Regions from separate parts of the Homo sapiens genome. Here region 1 is linked to region 2. Evidence: read pairs that join two places in POLR2A ChIA-PET (ENCODE). Cell type or tissue: PC-9. All regions are shown on one strand. Each heading gives the region's core, and the rest is flanking DNA. Links, peaks and the distances in the headings are about the cores only. Region 1 overlaps KLHDC4 (kelch domain containing 4). Region 2 overlaps SLC7A5 (solute carrier family 7 member 5).

Region 1 (4,370 bases), core at 371-4,370, 140 kb after region 2:
TCAGCCCAGTCTGCGTGCTGGGTCCGGCAGGCACTGAGCAGGGCAAGGCTGCGGGGCCTCCTTGCCGCGCTGTGATTTCGGGCACAGAGGGTCGGCTTCTGTGGTCTTCAGTTTCCCTGGAGCGCCCAGTCCCCTCGCTCACCCCTCCAGTCCACTGTGGGGCCTTACCACCCTTGCTGCCAGGCTGCTCACACCTCCGTTCTGATCATCCCTTTGGAGGCGCCATTCACTGCTGCCCTTACGGTTGCACACCTAATAACCTAATGGAATTGTCTCTGATTGTGTTAACTGTGTAAGAAAACGCAGTATGGCTTTCAGATTAAATTCCTCTGCCTCTGTGGGCCAGCATTATTTCCGGTTTTCAAATGCAAACTCATACGTGCTTGTGGTCCTTTCATATCAATTCAAACTTGAATTAAACAGGTGAAAATGTTGCCCTGTCTCCAGGTAGATTGCGTCAAGATTGAGTTTGAGGAGACCTGACTGGCGTCTCTGGCTCGTTGCAGGGAAAGCGGCCACGTTTCTGTGTTGATTGTTGTGTTGGTGTAAGAGCAGAGGAGAAAAATGGTTTGAGTTTTTCCCCAAACAGTAGGAAATTTACCTTTAATTTAAATCAGTTCAGTTTTTAATGTCAGGGCTTTTCCCAATGTTACGGACCCTGACAGCTGCTGTTCTTCTAACCAGGGATTACATCTACTACAACGACGTGTATGCCTTTAATCTGGACACCTTCACATGGAGCAAGCTGTCCCCGTCAGGGACGGGGCCCACACCCAGATCAGGCTGCCAGATGTCCGTCACTCCCCAGGGCGGCATCGTCGTCTATGGGGGCTACTCGAAACAGGTAAGGCGGGGGGTGGGGAAACAGGCAAGGCGTGGGACCGGGAAACAGGCGAGGCGCGGGGTGGGGAGACGGGCGAGGCGCGGGGTGGGGAGACGGGCGAGGCGCGGCGTGGGGAGACGGGCGAGGCGCGGCGTGGGGAGACGGGCGAGGCGCGGCGTGGGGAGACGGGCGAGGCGCGGCGTGGGGAGACGGGCGAGGCGCGGCGTGGGGAGACGGGCGAGGCGCGGCGTGGGGAGACGGGCGAGGCGCGGCGTGGGGAGACGGGCGAGGCGCGGGGTGGGGAGACGGGCGAGGCGCGGCGTGGGGAGACGGGCGAGGCGCGGCGTGGGGAGACGGGCGAGGCGCGGCGTGGGGAGACGGGCGAGGCGCGGCGTGGGGAGACGGGCGAGGCGCGGCGTGGGGAGACGGGCGAGGCGCGGCGTGGGGAGACGGGCGAGGCGCGGCGTGGGGAGACGGGCGAGGCGCGGCGTGGGGAGACGGGCGAGGCGCGGCGTGGGGAGACGGGCCGAGGCGCGGCGTGGGGAGACGGGCGAGGCGCGGCGTGGGGAGACGGGCGAGGCGCGGGGTGGGGAGACGGGTGAGTTGCGGCGTGGGAAAATAGGCGCTGCTGTCTGTGGTCTCTTCAGTTTCATGAACATTGAAGCTTTCACATGGGATTACTCATTGGTTGAATATAAACAGTTCTTTGTATAGAATTAGAAATAGAGATAGTGTTAATCGGCTCCTCTGTGAACTTGGTGCCGTGTTAGGGCCCTGTTCTGTTCTCCACACCCCTGTCAGCAGTGCAGTGTGAGCGATTCTGTGTTCTGAGGGTCTCCTTCCTGCACCATGGACGCTCACTACTGTGTAGTAGTCTCTGTGGAATGAAATTCTCCTCGCTCCTGTTAACGGGCTTGTTTCTTTGGTAACCTGAGAACAGTGCTGACAGGAATGTTCTCGCGCCCACCCCGGAGCCTCCTGCTCTTGGGGCGTGTGCTCTGCACGTGTACTGGCATCTGCTCGTGGAGTGTGTGCTCCTCACATGTGCCTGCTGCTCGTGGGGCGTGTGCTTCACAGAGGCGGCTGGCACAGGCTCTGTCCTCGGAACTCAAGTGTTCCTGTTGCTTCACTCCCATTTCACACTCTGCCAACCTTTACATTTCTGTGAATCTGAGAGGTATGAAGTAGTATCTCACTGTAGGGGTTTAAAAAATCCTTTGTATTTTGAAAATTTTCAACCACAGCTAACTTTTGAAAGAATTTTACGGGGAACACCTGTATACTCCTCCTAGATCCTGCTATTAAGATTTTGCTATGCTTAGGCTGGGCGCGGTGGCTCACGCCTGTAATCCCAGCACTTTGGGAGGCCGAGGCGGGCGGCTCACGAGGTCAAGAGATCGAGACCATCCTGGCTAACACTGTGAAACCCCGTCTCTACTAAAAATACAAAAAATTAGCCGGGCGTGGTGGCGGGCGCCTGTAGTCGGTGGTAATTTCCTATGCGTCATTGACCCACAGTGAGGGGACACATTTTTACAAGTGCGGGCACCGTGTGACTCACACCCTGATCCTGCCGTGCCCTTCCCACTCGGCCCCGCTGCCCACCCTCCCCTCCGCCCAGAGGTGACGCTGCTCTGATTTTCCCACCGTAATAGATCTGCCTGTCCTGGAGCTTCTGCTAAACAAGTCACCCAGATGTGTGGGGCCAGTCTTCTTTCCCTCAGCTTTTCAGACCCACGTGTTGCATGTTTCTGTTCATTGCTGCTTCGTGCTGAAGTGTTCCATTATATGACTGTCCCACAGTTTGTGGTTCTGTTTTTCGTTGGACACCTGGGCTGTTTCCGTTCTTCAGAAGACACAGCCTTTGGAAGCAGCTGTGACTGAAGCTGCTATGAGCACGTCCATAATAATCTTTTGAGTGGCTGCGTGTGTTGGTTTCTCTTGGGTAAATAGATATCTGGAGTGGAGCTGCTGGGCCCTGGGGTGGGTGTGGGTGTGGGTGTTATTTAATAAGGAATGGTCAGCTCTCTTCCCGAAGCAGTGGCCGGTTCCACTTGTGCTGGAAATGTTGGGGAGTTCCAGTTGCCCCCTGTTCATACCAGCCCCAATGGCGTCAGTCTTTCTGTTTTTAGCTGCTCTGGTGGATGTGTGGTACCTCGTGGTTTTAATTCTCATTTCTCTCATGACTGCTGGTGTTGAGTGCTTTTCATGAGCTTGTCTTTCCTGAAGTGTGTGTTCATGTCTTCTGCTATTTTTAATGGGCTGTAGTTTTTGTTAGTGAGTTGCAGAAGGTGACATTCTGGACACCAGTTCTTTTCAGGTGTGTGGATTACAAATACCCTCCCAGTAGTGGCTTGGCTGGTCACCTTCCGAAGTGTTTGTTGATGAGAAGCTTTGAGTTTTTGATAAAATCTAATTTATTACGTTTTTCTTTTGTGATTATTGCGGTCTGTGATACAGGAAGACCTTGTTTAGCTTCAGTAACAAAGATTTTCTTTTATTTTTCTCTAAAAATGATATGGTTTCACAGTTAGCCCTGTGATCTGCCCGGGACTAATTCTCAAGAGCAGCATTAGGTGAGTGTTGAGGCTGTTTCCCCCATGTAGATACTCACTTGTCTCAGCAGCATCTGTTGGAAAGGCTTTTTAGGCCGAGCACAGTGGCTCACGCCTGTAATCCCAGCACTTTGGGAGGCTGAGTCGGGCGGATCACTCGAGGTCAGGAGTTCGAGATCAGCCTGGCCAACATGGTGAAACCCCATGTCTACTGAAAAATACAAAAATTAGCCAGGCGTGGTGGGGCGTGCCTGTAATCCCAGCTACTCGGGAGGCTGAGATAGGAGAATCACTTGAACCCGGGAGGCGGAGGTTGCAGTGAGCCAAGATTGTGCTGCTACATTCCAGCCTGGGCAATAGAGCAAGACTCATCTCAAAAAAAAGAAAAAAGAAAAGGCTTTTTATTCTCCATTGAATACCTTAGGAACCTTTGTTGAAAATCACATGCCTGCAGGAACATAGGTCTGTTTCTCCATTCTGATCCACGTTCATTCTGCTGCCTTGGCAATAAAGGATTTCAGCCTTTTAATGGCAGTTGGTCAGAGATTGTACCGAGTTGATCGGAATGACCCGATTTTTTTCTTGGTCATCTTTTGTTCTGCACAGAGAAAATCACCCTATTTTCTGGAGTAGTGGCTGGCATCGGTCAGGCTTGTCTAGATATTCTGGCATGTGGGAGGGCACTGAGAACAGGCTGACTTGGCTGAAAGCCAGGCAGGATGCCCCGGTCTAGTGCTTTCTCCCAGCAGATGTGTCGTAGAGTGCAGCAGGACGGTGAACAGCCAGACCGGCTAAGCTGTATCGCTTTCATCAGAGTCGCGTGTCATTCTCAGCAGCTGCTGTCTGCAGCCACGTGCACCCGCCCTCAGTCTGACGGTGGGTGATCTCAATCCACTTAGTTCAGTAGCTCTTGGCTCTGAGCCTGTGGCATTTGGAATTGCAGTGAAAAGCTTGTCTGTTTGGATTCATGAGAGATTTATCAGAATTAGCGA
Region 2 (4,377 bases), core at 106-4,105:
GCAAAAGAAGGAAGGAGCAAGGGAACAAAGAGAGGGAGGGAAGAGCCAGAGACAGGAGCCAGGGTTTCCTTTAGTCTGGAGCTCTGGGTGCGAGATGATGTCACCCACCCACGCTCGGCACAGGCCCAGGGTCGGGGGGCTATGGGTGGAAGTAGGAATCGCCACAACTGTCTCTGAGCCCCTCCCTAAAGGGTGAAGGGTGTAAGGGGTGGGTTTTGATGGCTGTGGGCTTAGCTGTGGTCAGTGGACTCAAAGGCCAGTTGGCCAGTTAGCAGTGACCAGAGAGCAGAGGGGGCCTGTGTGTGTTTTGCCCCAGGGTCTTCAGGCTGCCTGGCTGCCTCTATCTGCCCCCTGGGTGTCCAGCACCACCCCCCCAACCGCTGGGGTATCCAGCACCTGTAACCTGTAGCCCCGCTTCTCAGTCCAGGCCTGTTCCAGGGCCCCCCTGGGGTATCAAGCACCTGTAGCCTGTAGCCCCACTTCTCAGTCCAGGCCTGTGTAAAACCTGGCCCCGGGTTGGGTTTTGGGATCCCTGCACCCCTCCACCCCCAACCCCCCACAGCTGGGATCCTGGCTCAGCTGGCAAAGGTTCTGCGTGTTTAAGGAGCTGGGTGGGCCCCAGAGCTCAAGCCGTGGGCTCATTGCAGGCGGCAGCCAGTGATTAGTGCTGAAATCTGACTTTCCCAGCCGCACATGAAAGTGCCGCCGGCACCTAGGCAGGTCACGCTGCATCACGGGATTCGGGGCAAGGCCGTAGGGGGAGCTCACAGAAGCACATGACCTGAGCCACACAGGAGAGCCTAACGGGCACTTGTGACCCTTTTTTCTTGGGTCACAGACCTCTTTCATAATCCAGCAGAATGTGCAGAATCTTGCCCAGAAATGTGTATCAGCCGCCTTCACACAGAAGGGTGGGTTGCGCAGACCCCCGGGGGCCCAGGCCAGGTTGAGAGCCACCCCCAGGAGAGGGGTGTCCAAGGTAGGGCACACTCTTGGACCACCTCTTGGCACCTCTTGGCCACCTCTTGGCCACCACTTTGCACTCCAGCCTTTGAAGCCAGTGATAATCCCCAATTTACAGCTGGGGAAACTGAGGCAGGAGCGAGCCAGGAGCCAGGGGCCACAGTGCCCACCTCTACACTGAGGCCACCATTTGTCATCAGGCATAGGGGAGCACAAAGCCACGCCTGGGGAGTCTGGTGGGTGCCAGGGGTCTGGGGAGGTGTCAGTCAGCAAGACTGGGTGGCCCAGTCGGCCCAGGTAAGGACACAGGTGGGTCAGAGGCTCATCTGTGTTCCCCAGCATCCCCTAGGGGCCCTTTGCGCTCCTCCACCCTTCTCCATCCTTCCCAGACTCACATCCAGGTACCCTGGACAGCCACAGGGTTCTGCCCCCCAGTAGGCCTGGCCCTCCCTGGAGCATCACCTGGATAGCTGGCCATGGGCAGGCCTTGCCTGGCCCGTCTGCAGGGACAGGACACGTGTATGCATGCAGATTGGTACTGTGTGCCCGCACGCTCCCCAGAGGCCCTGTGGCAGCACCCTCTTCCCGCTGCTGCCCTTTTCCAACAGGAGGGCCCCCCACAGCGTCTCCTTCCCTGATACTGGCCGAATCCTGAATTCTCCCTCTGGAAGGCGGACCCTCCGGGGTGGCCACAGCACGTGCGTGCCTCCGGGAGTGTGGGAGGCGTCTCTCCCTGCATCCCTGGCCGTCAGACCACCCCAGGTGGGGACCGTTCTCTGGCATTGCCCGCCCCTCCCCTGCCCTAGGATTTGCCCACTACGTGAGGAATGAGCACCGACCTCCTATTCTGGGCCTTGGAGCGTGACGCCCGCAAACTCGATCCCTGCTGAGTCATCCTGACCTCGGGGTGGGCCAGCATCTGTCACTACTGAGACACTGTATGTGTGAGCTGCTTGTTAACGAGAAAGCCAGACTCTGTAAAATGTTTGAAGAGATTTATCCGGAGTCAAATGTGAGGACCAAGGCCTGGAGGCCCTGAGGACATGTGCCCCAGGGGGTGGGCCACAGCTGGAGTTCATACCTCCTACAAGGACAGAAGTTACAGGCAGACATCAGTCAGTACATGAAAGGTATTTGTTGGTTCTGCCGAGAAAGGCGGGACAACTCCAAGGCGGGGATGGGCTTCCTGGTCACAGGTGGGTTCGAAGATTTCCTTTTTCTTTATATATATATGTGTGTGTGTGTGTGTGTGTGTGTGTGTGTGTGTGTGTGTGTGTGTGTGTGTGTGTGTATTTTTTTTTTTTTTTGAGATGCTTTTGTTACTCGGGCTGGAGTGCAGTGGTATGATCTCAGTTCACTGCAACCTCCGCCTCCTGGGTTCAAGTGATTCTCCTGCCTTAGCTTCCCGAGTAGCTGGGACTACAGGCATGCACCACCATGCCCAGCTAATTTTGTGTTTTTAGTAGAGACGGGGGTTTCACCATGTTGGTCAGGCTGGTTTCGAACTCTTGATCTCAGGTGATCCGCCCACCTTGGCTTCCCAAAGTGCTGGGATTACAGGTGTGAGCCACCGTGCCTGGCAAAAGATTTTCTGATTCACAATTGGTTGAAAGAGTTATTAGCTAAAGACCTGGTATCAATAGAAAGGAGTATCTGGGTAAGACAGGAGGTTGTGGAGACGAATATTGTGTTTTGTTTTGTTTTGTTTTGTTTTGTTTTTGTCACCCAGGCTGGAGTGCAGTGGCATGATCTCAGCTCACTGCAACCCGGTTCAAGCGATTCTCCTGCCTCAGCCTCGCAAGTAGCTGGGATTGCAGGTGCCTGCCGCCACCATGCCTGGCTAATTTTGTATTTTTAGTAGAGATGGGGTTTCTCCATGTTGGTCGGGCTGGTCTCGAACTCCTGACCTCGTGATCTGCCCACCTCAGCCTCCCAAAGTGCTGGGATTACAGGCATGAGCCACTGAGCCAGGCCAAGATCTGTGTTTGAGTGTTAGTGCTGGTCCGCTGTACCTGAATTCCAGAGGGAGGGGGTATAACAAGGCCTGTGTGACCCCCTCTTCCCATCGTGACCTGAGCTCGTTTTTCAGGTTAACTTTGGAATATCCCTTTGGCAATAGGAGGGGTCCCTTTAGTCAGTTACGGGGCTTAGAATTTTATTTTTGGTGTACGTGCTCAAACTGCAGCTGCTACAAAACCAAGGCCATGGTGACCCCGGGGCCAGTCCAGCTTTGTCCCTGTGCTCTCGAGCTGCTGGAGGCCAATGCAGGATTCTGTCCACGGCTCTCATGTGTGGCTTCAGAGCCTGAGGGTTCTTGGGGCCCTGTCTTCACCTGCTACCGTGTAGGGGCCTTGTGAGCTGAGTCAACTGGAAGAGCCCAGGGCCTCTGCAGAAGGCCTGAGCAGGGCCCGGGCACTGTCCCTGGAGCTCTGAGTCCCTCAAGCTGTGTGGCCCGGAGCCAGGCGCTTGACTTCTCTGGTCGTTTGCTTCAGAGCTGGAAGCCTGGGGTGACGTGGGTCTTTGGCAGGGGTCAGGTAGGGGAGGGGCCAGCCAGGAATCAAACATCCCTGACAGGTGAGGGGGCAGGTGAGGAGGGCAGGGCAGGAGCCCCTGGAGCACTTGTGCAGCAGCATCTGGGCCGGTGCAAGCCCTGAGATGGCTTCAGGTCCTGCTCAGAGCTAAGGGCTCCCCGTCACCAGGGATTCTTCCATCACTGCATCTGCAGAGCCCATCGGGATTGGGGAGAGGCCCTGGCCTTAGCTTGGAACAGCTGCATCCTCCTGTCGGGTGTACAGGCTGTGCACTGGTTAAGCCTGAGCGCAGAGTCTGTTCAACGAGTTCATTGTGTGGTATTTGCTTCCGCTTGCTGTTGAGTTGGACTGGCTTGGACGCTGGCCAGGAGCCCAAGTGGACTTGGTGCTTCTCTTTGACAGCCGGGATTGAAAATCCCAGTCAAGTGGCCAGAGCACGAGGGTGAGATTTAGGAGACCTGGATGTCCTCACTTTGCCGCCCAGGAACTGCTGTGTGACTTTCACCAAGTGGGACAACCTCTCTGAACTACGTTTACCCCGGCTATAAAATGGAGGTGTTGGATTGGCTGCCACAAGTGTCCTTCCACCTCCACAATACCGTGACTGGAGCGGGTTTTCACTCCTTTTTCTTGTTAGCATAACTGTTGGAGCTGTAGAGGGTTTGGAGTGGGGCGTGGGTTTCCGGACCACAGATGTGTGAGGCTCCGCACTTAGCCAGCAGTGGCAACTCCTTATCACTGGTGCCCACGGCTTCATCTGTGCCCTGAAGATACTCATGCTGCGGTGACTGGTCAGATTAATGGTGATGCTTTCATGGGGCGCCGTAAGACACGTCCGCGAGGTATTTCGCCCATGCAGCAGGAGGCAGTTGTTCCAGTCTGT

What was found. Peaks named below come from ENCODE experiments on the same cell type or tissue, not always from the same donor. Only the 100,000 strongest peaks of a DNase experiment are listed, where the experiment ranks them.
Region 1: POLR2A ChIA-PET joins it to region 2 with 5 read pairs; 5 of 35 experiments call an interaction of 5 or more read pairs at or near these places.

The regions. Positions count from the first base shown.
Region 1 is chr16:87,723,239-87,727,608 of GRCh38, reverse strand. KLHDC4 (kelch domain containing 4) reads left to right here. Exons shown (of 12, transcript NM_017566.4): 7 at 685-844. Among named protein-coding and RNA genes, the nearest start is that of KLHDC4, 41 kb to the left of the region's middle. RefSeq lists enhancers at 2,193-2,282, 1,915-3,114. In PC-9, for the core only: no CTCF peak of the experiment used is centred there; no DNase peak of the experiment used is centred there.
Region 2 is chr16:87,858,219-87,862,595 of GRCh38, reverse strand. All of the region lies in intron 1 of SLC7A5 (solute carrier family 7 member 5), which reads left to right. Among named protein-coding and RNA genes, the nearest start is that of MIR11401, 6.5 kb to the right of the region's middle. RefSeq lists enhancers at 1-575, 1,334-2,091. In PC-9, for the core only: no CTCF peak of the experiment used is centred there; a DNase peak (open chromatin) is centred at 1,855.